Regions from separate parts of the Homo sapiens genome. Here region 1 is linked to region 2. The links are chromatin loops, found by intact Hi-C in ENCODE. Cell type or tissue: PC-9. All regions are shown on one strand. Each heading gives the region's core, and the rest is flanking DNA. Links, peaks and the distances in the headings are about the cores only.

Region 1 (5,364 bases), core at 180-5,179, 110 kb before region 2:
CAGAGTAAGTTGGATTGGGAGAGCAGGGCTGAAGGGGCAGCAGGTTGCAGGATCAATAGGATATTTAAGGTGATCTCACTAAGAAGTGACATTGGAGCAGGCTTGAAGGAGGAGGAAGAGGGTTATTCAAGCAAAGATCGGGTAGAAAAGCATTCTAGGCAGAGAAACAGCAAAGACTCTAAGGCACGGGTGCAGCAAGGAGGTCATTGTGGCTGGAGAGGAGTGCAGGAGAGAAAATAGGGGAGGAGAAGTCAGGAGTGGGTGGGGTTAAAGGAGCAGATCACATAAGGACTCACAAGCCCCTGTAAGGTCCTCAAGTATTTCTTCAAGAGGAGCAGAGAAGGACAGGGTCTGGCTGCCGCATGGAGGGGAGGAGCAGGAGCAGGAAAGCCTGTCTGGAGGTTGCTACAGTAAACCAGGTCTTCGTGGGGTTGGTCGAGGTGGTGGCAGTGGGGGTGGTGAGAAGTGATCAGATTAAGAATATGTATTTAAAATACAGCCAGCATGATCTGCTGATGGACTAGAAGTAGGAAGTGAGAAAAAGAGAGGAGTCAAGAATGACTCCAGGGTTTTTTTGTCCTGAGCAATGGAAGCAAGGACTTGCCAAGAGCTGAGACGGGGGAGGACTGCAGGAGAAGCAGGTTTGGGGGAGACCAGGAGCTCTGCTTTGGAGCGTCAAGTTTGAGATTCACAGAGTAGCATCCAAAGGACTGAGCCAGCCCAAACTCTGTGACAAGGTACAATCCTACTGGGGCTCAGGAACCCAGTGGAAGTGAGTGACCCTGGGGGCTCAATGGCACAGGGGTCTGAGTCTATGATCTCATCACCTGACATTCCAAGATCCACTCCAAGCTCCTCTGGCAGCCTAATTCTGTGAGCAAAAGACAAAAAGACAGACAGAAAAGTCTCCATTTGATGGTGGAGAAGGGTCCAGCCCTGTGCATGTTTGGGACTGAGCTGAGAGCGTGCTCGCAGGTGAGAGTAGGGAGTCTATGCAAGTCGAGTGTGATCGTGCACATGGAGATGTTGATTGTGAGTGTGAGTGTGTGTGAGTGTGCGTGTGGCAGTGCAGGTTCAGGAGCTGGGCTCACCCGGAGTGTGCAAGTGTGTATAAGACTGATGCAGTGGCCCTAACTGCCGGGCACACTCCAGTGTGGGTGAGGAAACAGGCCAGCCCAAGGCATGAATGCACAGTAGCCTCCCATGGTAGTGGAATGTGTAGAATAAACAAAGGGCTGCTATCAGCATTTGAAACACAGCACTTGGGTCATCCAGCGGGTGGGGGCAGCATTGCCCCCTTAGCCACCCTGAGCCACATGGGTCCCCTCGGAGCCCTGCACAAACAGTCCCAGGACATGGAGGTCCCTGCAGCTCCCCCATTCCATGCCCTCCTGTTCCCCTGGGCTGCTCTCGGCTGGGCTGGGAAAAGTGCCGACACAGCTCCGGGGAGGGAGGAGAGTTAACTCTCCATTTGCCATTAAACATAATCAGGGAGCAATCTGCGTGGAGCCCGCTGCTCTGGCCAATAAGTGATTCCCCAGAACAACAGATAAAAGCCTGGCACTAAAGTGCAGCCAGAAACGATGTGTAATTGGGATGAAAGAATCCTTAAATCTGCACGCTGCTTTTAACTTGGGAGGCTTAAATTACAATTAATAGTTCCCTTGAAGAAGGCAGTAGGGGAATAGAGGAATTCCAAGGCCTCGAGCTCAGAGCCCTGGGCTGCATTCTCAGCTCTCCAGTGCTGGGGGAGTACAGGGGGTGCTGGGTAGTAAGGAGGAAGAAAGAAGCTGGGGGTAGGAGGGGATCCTTTGCAAGGTCTTGGGCACCCTGATGGGTTGCATTCGTTATGAGTTCCAAAGCCACCAGTTCCCAAATAAGCTCATCCGTACACCTGGACTTTCGCCCAGTTTCCCTCACAGTGTCCCTGGGATGTCGCCAACAGTAAAAAATCATCAGCCCCATTTTGCAGATGGGGAAGCTAAGGAGACACACCTGCCCTGGAACCCTGAAGTGTGCCTAATCCACCTGCAGTTCCCAAACTAGGAGGAACCTGAGAGCGCATCCCTCCTTACGGTTCACTGGGGTATAGCGGCCCTGAGAGGGGAGGGTGTCTGCCCAGCATCGCAAAAGGCTGCAGTGTGCAGCTAGTCAGTGCTAGAACCCAGACCTCTTGACTCTAGCGGCCATTCCTTCCTCTGCACCCCAGGCCAATGAGCCTGGAATTCTCTAAGGAGAGTACAGTTCTCTGGCACTAGCCATGCAGCCCCTCCCTTCCCCTACCTGCTCCCAGGGGTCCAGGCAGTGGCAATAACATTGTCAGAGACAGAAAGTCAGGGAAAGATGGGGAAGGCTCCTCCCCAGCTTTCCCTCGGAAGACTTCTTACCCTCCCCTCCCCTGCCAGCTCTCTCTCTGCCTCTCTTGGGCCTCAGTGCCCAAGGCTTCCTGCTTTCTGTTCTAGGGCCACAACTTATGCTCCTCCTCTGGGGTCCTGCCCTGAAGGCAAAGCTGTGGGCAGCAGGGCTGTGGACAATCAGGTGTGGCAGCAAGGCACAAACCAGAATGGTGAAGCTAGCTGGCTCTCCTCCAAAGAATGAGGGGTTTGGCCCTCAGATGACACCAAGAGACAGTCAGAGGAAGCTCTGAGAGTGGCCCGGCATTCCCAGTGCTGGCTGGGTGGCTGCCTCTGCCACTCAGGCCGGAGCTAAGCTCCTGTGTTGGCGGGAATTCCAAAGCTCCCCACACATGAGCTCATGGATGGCCAGGTGCCCAGCCTTGCAGTTCATGGCTTTGGAATGCGTTCTCTGAGCTGGCCTGCTTCAGTACCCCCATCTCACCACAGCAAGTACTGCTGCCTGCTCTTGGCCCTCCAAAGACAGGCAAATCCCATAAAGGGCTTTTTTCTAAAACTGCTAAATTGTGCAAGCACATACATGCGTGTGTGTATGCAAGCAGCATGTGGACAAAGCATCCTGTGTGCATGGGTGAGTTCGTGTGCACCTGTCTCTAGCATGACTGGGCATACATGTGCATAGGTATATGTCGTGTGTGTGTATTCTGTGCATGAGTAGTTTTAAAAGAACACAGTGGGATCTGCTTGGGGCCTTGTGTAGCTGAACCTTATTTATAGCTCTCCTCTGTCTGGTTCGTTTCCTCTAACTTCCCTGCAGAATGATATGAATGAAAATGACACTATTGACTATCTTGGTAACCATAAAAGACCTTATAGAAATAAGATTTTTATAGTGTGTGGACTGGGAGAATCAAAAGACTAAGAGTTATGGACTCAGAGGATAGGAGAGAACCAAGCTGAGCCAGTCGGAGATGTCCCCGTGGTGGATCGTCTGTGGGTTTTTTAAACAAAGTCATATAAATAAAGTGATTGTCTTGAAAGAGTTATGAGAGCCCTGAATCTGGTGGGCAATATCTCTGTGGCCTCTGCATAGGCGGGAGGGCAGGCGTGCTGTCCACCTGAGAGGAAACCCACACTTTGTCTGAGTCCTGGCTCCCGGCCTCCCAAGGGAGGCTATGGAGGCAGCAGCAGAAACAACGCTGCCCTTTGTTCTGGAGAGCCATCGTATTTGGCAGCCCCGGGAGAAGAGCCCCAGGGCTAGCCCCACAACTGGCTAATGGGAATGTGAAGACCCAACGTGGACAGCCAGCCCCTGAGGCTGAGCCTGCAGATTCTGGGGCTGCAGCTTCTCCATGCTTGAATGGAAAGGACCCTCCCACCCCATGAAGAGTGAGCATTTGGACCCTGCACAGGGACTTGCTCAGGCCCTTCATGGGAAGCCACAACAGCAACCCTGCCTAGAGGGCTCCCGCCTGAACAGGTCCCTTTTAGCAAAATCCAGACCCAGTTCCACACATCTTTACCAGCTCCCACTTTGCATTTGTGCTTTTAGAGATGAAGCAGAGCTCGCCCTGCCCTCAAGGAGCATCCTATCTGGTTTGGAGGGTGGAGAAGGGAAGAGTGGGCAGAAAGACATTCCTGCAAAGACTGATGCATGGAAACCAGGGCACACTCTCCCACTCAGGTACACAGGTTCACAGGTAGACAGGTACACAGGTAGGCAGGTACAGACAGAGAGCAGTGTTGAAACTTGGTGATAAAACTTCTATCCTGTTCATCCCAACAGACTCAGTGCTGGGCCCTGGGCACGTAAAGCTGAGTCAGACTCAGTCCCAACCCTAGAGGGGAAGCTCTCACCCAAAGGGCAGATGGACAGATCCCCACAACATAGTATGTTAAGGGCTGAATTGCATGAGTTCCCCAGGAGCCACCGGTGACCTCAGCCTGGTCGGGTAAAGCTCCTCAAAAAAGGAGACATTTCTGCTGAGCCTGGAAGGACAGGTAGGAAGGAGCTTACCAGAAAAAGAAGGAAGAGAGGGCCTGCCTGGCAGGGAAAATGGCAAACACAAAGGCCTGGAGGTGGGAATGTACAAGGCATATTTGGGAAACCACTCAGGTGTCCTAAAGGTTTGCTGGCTGGCAGGAGGAGGGTATCTTTTGAAAGGGATATTGGAAGCAGCTCTTTCAGGAAGGAGGGACCATCTGGCCCAGGGGTCCAGGCAGTGGCAGTAACATTGTCAGAGACAGAAAGTCAAGGAAAGACGGGAAAGGCTCCTCCCCAGCTTTCCCTCTGAAGACTTCTTACCCTTGCTGTTCCTGTCTTTATAGGCAAAGAACAGGACAGCTCCCTTAGCAGCCAACCAGCCACCAGCCCAGCTCCCCAGGTGCCTCTCCTTCACTCTCCCTTCTTATTCCAATATCACCACCCTCCAGCCCAACCCTAGCCCACTGGGGCAACACTAGGTCCATGCCCTCTTCCACCTTGAAAGGAACAATTCTAAAAACCAGAGAGAAAGCCATCTGGTCAGGCTGCTCATCAGAAATAACTGCCAAGTCTGAGAGGTCATCCTGTCTGTCTCCTCTCCCCGGGGACCTGGGGACATGGGGTGAGGGCCAAGGAGTGCCTGTGGCACCTGTCAATGCACGGACTCCTTGTCTGCAGGCATTGATTTCTCTCCTTCCTGACCTTTCAGGAGAGGCGCCCTGAATTCCATGCCGGGTCATTACAGAGCCAGTGGCGGAGACTCTATGAGACCCAGCCCCACTGGCTGCAGCCCCTTCGGATGCATCTGCGAGAGCAGCCTGGCCGTCACCCGCCGGCCTGGCCCGTGCTGTCAGCCGGCCAGAGCGTGTCTGAATCGAGGAAAGCTGACTGGGGCTCGATTCACACTGACTCGAGCCGCAAGGCGAGTTTATGGTTCTTGATTACACCCAGCAGGGAGGCCTTCTTAGTGATGAGAGAGAAAATATTCAACAACCTGTCTTTGCAATGTGCTGATCTCTTGGAGAG
Region 2 (5,364 bases), core at 122-5,121:
AAAACAGACCCCAGCTCCTCCGCTAATGAAGGCCGCTGCCTGCCTGAGCCATGAGGGAGCAGGAGCGCATAATAAACGGGCGCGTCCTCTGGGAGGAGCTGCTGCCCAGGCCGAGCTCTGGGGACCTGGCAGGGGGTCTAAATCAAGCAGTCCAGGCTCCAGCTGCAGCAGAGGCTCCCAGCCCAGGAGCCGGCCCCTTCACACAAGAACCAGGGCAGCTTCAGGAGCCCAGGCACTGAGAGCCTGCCACGCTTACATAGCAAACTTGAGGGGGCCCCAAAGATCCACTGACTCTGTCTGGGACTCCTCTTTACTTCTCCCCCAGAATGGCCCAATAAGGCCAGGGCTCCCTCTCCTACACACCTATATACACACACACATACACATACACACACACACACACACACACACACACACCAGCAGTTAGCCCTGTCACTGCCCCCGGATTGTCTTATTAGCCAGAGTGGCCAGGCTGAGACTAGAAAGCCCATCCTGCCACTGCCAGCCTAGTCTCCATCTGCTATGGAGACCATCTGCCCCTGGCGGGGGGCTGGGGTGGTCTACAATGCTACCAGCCAGCAAGAGGAGGGGGTGCTGCCCCCTAGGCTCCATGTGCCAGATGGACCTTCTATATTCCACCTACCACTCCACCTCAAGAACCCTCTGCCAGGGAGGGACACCTGTCCCAGACCTCCTGGGATCAAAATAGCTAGGGAGGGGAGATGGTCCCTTCCTTCCCTGGTCCCTCGCCACCCTGAGTTCACTGTCCCATGCCCTGGCAATCCATCTCTGGGCACTGGAGACCACAGGCTTCAGAGCTGCAGGGCCCTGCAAAGGTCCTCCCCTGCCTATAAGCAGGAAGGCAGGTGCTGCCACCTCCAAAGGGGCTGTCCCCAACACTCCACTCAGCCTGACTCCAACCCCTCCCCTTAACCCCTCCATCACTGGTCTCAGTGTCTCTGAGCAGATGAGGAGAGAGGATGGGGAAATTTTCAGTGCTCTCGGGACAAGTTGTTTCTGCTATAGAAGCTGGTTTTTTTGGTTTGGAAAGGTGTTTTTTCTTTTTTCCACCCAGTAATGTGAAAACATGAAACCCGAAACCAACCCCCTACATTTGTCACCTCTGAGAGAAGCCTTTGGGGTAACTGGGAGAAAGCTGTAAATGACTCAGGCTGATTCAGGGCAGGGGGGTGCTGCCCAGCTGCCTGGGGCACCACAGTTTCATTAACCCGATCTGAGCATGGCCGTCAGGTGACAGATGCAGGGAGGGGAAAGGAAGCCCTTTCCATCCTCTGCTTACCCCTAAACACAGCAGTTCCCTTGATATATTCCTCTTGCCTAGAAAAAGCTGGGTCCTTAGCTCCGTTCTGGACGAGCCTCTCCTACCACCACGCAGGAGCACAGGGCTGGACTGTGCAACCACCCCAGCCCCAAGCAGTTTGTTCCCTTTGCATTAAGCGAAGCGGACAAGATGAACAAGGAGACCTAGGTGTATGCTTCACCTAGGAGTAGACTGGACAAGACTTCCTAAATGTGATGATGATGGATCCAGGAATAGGGAGCCAGGAAATTCCTTACAGGGAGCCTGAGAAGCAGCGGAGACGTTCTTCCCTCTGGCCAGAGCAGTTGAGGAAAGAACAGGCAGAAGCATGAACTAGGCAGCCTCCTCTACACTCCAACCTCTCAGCAGTAGGCTTGGGAAGGGAAGCTCTGCCTCCCTTTGTTTTACAGCTTCTCTCTGATCCTTCCCTGCACTTTTTGCTGAGACAGACCTGTGGAGACCTGGTTGGGTACAGAGGGCGCACCCTCTGACCCGGGGAGGCAGCTGCACAAGCCCAAGAGGCCTGCCAGGTCCACTTCAAGACAGTACTTCAGGTCCGCCCCCAATTCCTCCACTCACCTGGGGCTTTGAGCCAAGACTCCCACCCACGATTCAGCCCGCCCTTCCCCAACACCCTGCACATAAGGCTCCGGGAACTGGCACGCTGGGAGAACTTGAGCGGGGAGCCCAGCACCACACACCCACTTGCCTCACTGTTTCAAGTCCCAACAGGCCCTGGCCTCACCGGCCTCCACAGGTAGGCAGAGCGAGTCTGCATCTGTTGGCTGCCTTCCCTGCTGGAGGACGTGCAGCTCTAACTGCTCAGTGCCCCACCGTCAGCAGCATGGGGGAGAGGACAGTGAGCGACAAACAGATGCTTAAAGCTGCACGGAGGGAGACCCCTCCCAGGTCTGGGTGGAACCACCCTATGGGAAACTTGGGGCTATGTGACAGAGACCTCCCTGCATGGTCCTCACTAGAAACAGGAAGGAAAAGCACCTTCCTGCCCAGTCTTCCTCCTGGGGCCACACTCATCTCAAACTCAGGGTGAGAAAATCCCATTTCTTCATGGGAGCTCTCCCCCCTAGCATTAAATTCAATAAGCAAACACATGCAAGTACTTCCTAAGTACAAGGACACTTTTGAAAGAAGACAAGTGTGCTGGGTGGGTGGACACCAAGTCCCTGAGAAGGAATCCCAGCAAAGGGGCAGCAGCTCCACCTGCTGGGCCCTTTTCCACCCTGGCACCAGGAAGCAGTTAGAAATCAGAAAAAGATTGGCTAGGAGCAGTGGCTCATGCCTGTAATCCCAGCACTTTGAGAAGCCAAGGAGAGGTGGATCGCCTGAGATCAGGAGTTCGAGACCAGCCTGGCCAACATGGCGAAACCCCGTCTCTGCGCCTGTAATTCCAGCTACTAGAGAGGCTGAGGCAAGAGAATCGCTTGAACCCAGGAGGCGGAGGTTGCTGTGAACCAAGATCGCGCCACTGCACTCCAGCCTGGGTGACAGAGCAAGACTCTGTCTCAAAGAAAAAGATGAACTTATTCAAGAATAAAGCTAGGGCTTGACACTCTCCTGCTTTGGTGGGAAGGGCCCTAGGATGCAGCAACAGACTAAGACTGAGCCAGGCTTACTGAATTCTCTGTTGGACAGACCTGAAGGGTCCACATCACCATAGAACTGCTGTTTGGAGACTTGGTTTGTACAAGAGACCTGAGCCAAACAAGTCCTGACTCAGAAAATCCCTCCAGCTCCATAGGCTGCCCACAGCCCCCTTGGCACAGCTAGAGCAGTATGCCACCAACAGCCCAAATCACCCCTAGGCCAAAAAGGGCGGCTAAGCAAACAATACTCTTCCCTCCCCAACAAGCCAAGAGTCTAGGGTCCCACTGAGTACCAAAGCGGCAAAGCCCTGGCCAATTCTCAGAATACATGGGGCTGGGGCCTGTCTTTGCTTAGTCACAGGGACAGCCAATCTCTTTGCTTAAAATCCTTGAGTCTTGGAGACAGCACTCAGTGTAACAGCAATTCAGAACACCCAGCTCCCCTTACAGCACTCCGATTACCTTCAGCCTGGAACTCACAGTACACCAAAAGGATGCACTTTCCTGCTCCATTTGGCCTGGGAGTGTGGCTCTTCAAACGTCACTGTTTGTGCTCCTGTGCCAGACGGTGTGTAGGTATGCCTGTACCTGTTTATGAGGCCTGAGTTATATGTGCCTTGTGCATCTGTGAACATGAGATTCCATGAGGCGAGCCTACCTTCATGTGGGTGTGTGGTTCGTGAGAAGGCATTTAGGTCTATTCCCTATCCTCTCCCCCACTTTCCCACCCAGCAGGGGCAAGAGACGGAGCAGCAGCATCCAGCTGTTTGACCCCAGGATCAGACTGCTGCTTAGTCTGCTCACTCCCCTGTCTAGTATCACTATGATGAGTCCCTTCCCTGGTTTGATCCTCAAGTCTCTAAAACTTTCAGCATTGACTGAGCTCAGCACCTCCCCAGAAGGGAGTGCATACACACAATGGGAAGCATTTCCTTCCTGAAGGCAAAACCTACTGGTTTCTGTTTCCTGACCCTTCTTGCTGTTTTCCAGGGCCCCTGATTTAAATTCCACTGGGTACACCCTGAGGAAACAGGCTTCTAGTCTAGGCTTGTACAGGAAGCTCACAGTCATGGGCACTTATTAAGCATTAACAATTTTCTTTTAAAGCCTTACAATCCACACATGGCTGTTCTCCCTCCTTGGTGTAAGGGCTACGCAAGCCCCCCAGAACCCCGCTCCCTGTTCTCCCATGTTTGCTCTAAGCATGTTCAGTCCTGTCCTTACTGTCCTTGGCCTATAATCCTGATATGGGCAAACAAAGGAAGGAGAGAACCAGAGAAGAGAAAGAAGCTGGCCAACACACCCAGGGGTCCATATTCCCAGAGTGAAGGTCTGCACCAAGCTATTCTAGCCTTGGAATTGTGAGTTGGCATGGAGTGCAGAGGACAGAGACACAGCCAGGCCTATACTGATTTGAGCTTCATCAATAAGGAAGAGGTGCTCCCGTAGGTTCCTTGTTCCAAGAGTTTCTATCTGCAGCTGTTAAGTAAGAGAAAAAAATTCCTCCTTGGATAATTTATGAAGCCACCTGAATAGCCAATAAAAGAAGAATGAGTGAGGGTAAAATCAGTCTATCCACTAGATAAAACACTATGCAATCATTAAAAATAATATTTATTTTAACGTTTACTCTAGCATATATTACTGTAAAAAACTTTTGTGATGTAACAAACTGGGAAAGAGCTAATGATTTAATTAAAAAGTAGGACATCGGCCGGGCGCGGTGGCTCACGCCTGTAATCCCAGCACTTTGGGAGGCCGAGGCGGGTGGATCATGAGGTCAGGAGATCGAGACCATCCTGGCTAACAAGGTGAAACCCCGTCTCTACTAAAAAAATACAAAAAAAAATTAGCCAGGCGCGGTGGCGGGCGCCTGTAGTCCCAGCTACTCGGGAGGCTGAGGCAGGAGAATGGCGTGAACCCGGGAAGCGGAGCTTGCAGTGAGCCGAGATTGCGCCACTGCAGTCCGCAGTCCGGCCTGGGCGACAGAGCGAGACTCCGTCTCAAAAAAAAAAAAAAAAAAAGTAGGACATCAAATTGTTTACTGTAACTATAAAACACAAAAACATGGACAAAAAGTGATGCCTCGTTTTACAAAATGGAGGAAATCAACTAGACTACTCACAGTAATTGTCCACCTCCACAGCTCTAGCTCCTAGCACAGTTAAGCATGCAATAAATATTTGTTATTATTGAATAAGCACTGGGATTAGGAATGAATTAATCTACTTTCCAAATCTGCTGTAATGAGATCCTATGTTTCATAACAAAAAAAATTATGGGCTGGGCATAGTGGCTCATCCCTGTAATCCCAGCCCTTTGGGAGGCCAAGGTGGGAGGATCGCTTGAGGCCACGAGTTCAAAACCAGCCTGGCCAACATGGCAAAACCTGGTCTCTACAGAAAATTTAAACATTACTCAGACATGGTGGCACATGTC

Evidence for each region. Peaks named below come from ENCODE experiments on the same cell type or tissue, not always from the same donor. Only the 100,000 strongest peaks of a DNase experiment are listed, where the experiment ranks them.
Region 1: a loop joins it to region 2, with 2.8 times the contacts of the local background. A loop is called at or near these places in 3 of 110 quality-filtered maps.

What each region holds. Positions count from the first base shown.
Region 1 is chr1:38,136,097-38,141,460 of GRCh38, reverse strand. It overlaps LINC02786 (long intergenic non-protein coding RNA 2786), which reads left to right. Exons shown (of 6, transcript XR_001737991.3): 1 at 1-4; 2 at 5,048-5,364. Among named protein-coding and RNA genes, the nearest start is that of LINC02786, 2.8 kb to the left of the region's middle. RefSeq lists an enhancer at 431-1,344. In PC-9, for the core only: a CTCF peak has its summit at 3,005; a DNase peak (open chromatin) is centred at 2,650; H3K27ac peaks cover 478 bases.
Region 2 is chr1:38,023,980-38,029,343 of GRCh38, reverse strand. It overlaps UTP11 (UTP11 small subunit processome component), which reads right to left. Exons shown (of 8, transcript NM_016037.4): 8 at 4,524-5,364. Among named protein-coding and RNA genes, the nearest start is that of UTP11, 14 kb to the right of the region's middle. RefSeq lists enhancers at 602-651, 1,471-2,022, 2,023-2,575, 2,742-3,241. In PC-9, for the core only: CTCF peaks have their summits at 441 and 2,540 (motif pointing left); DNase peaks (open chromatin) are centred at 1,163 and 2,513; H3K27ac peaks cover 1,615 bases.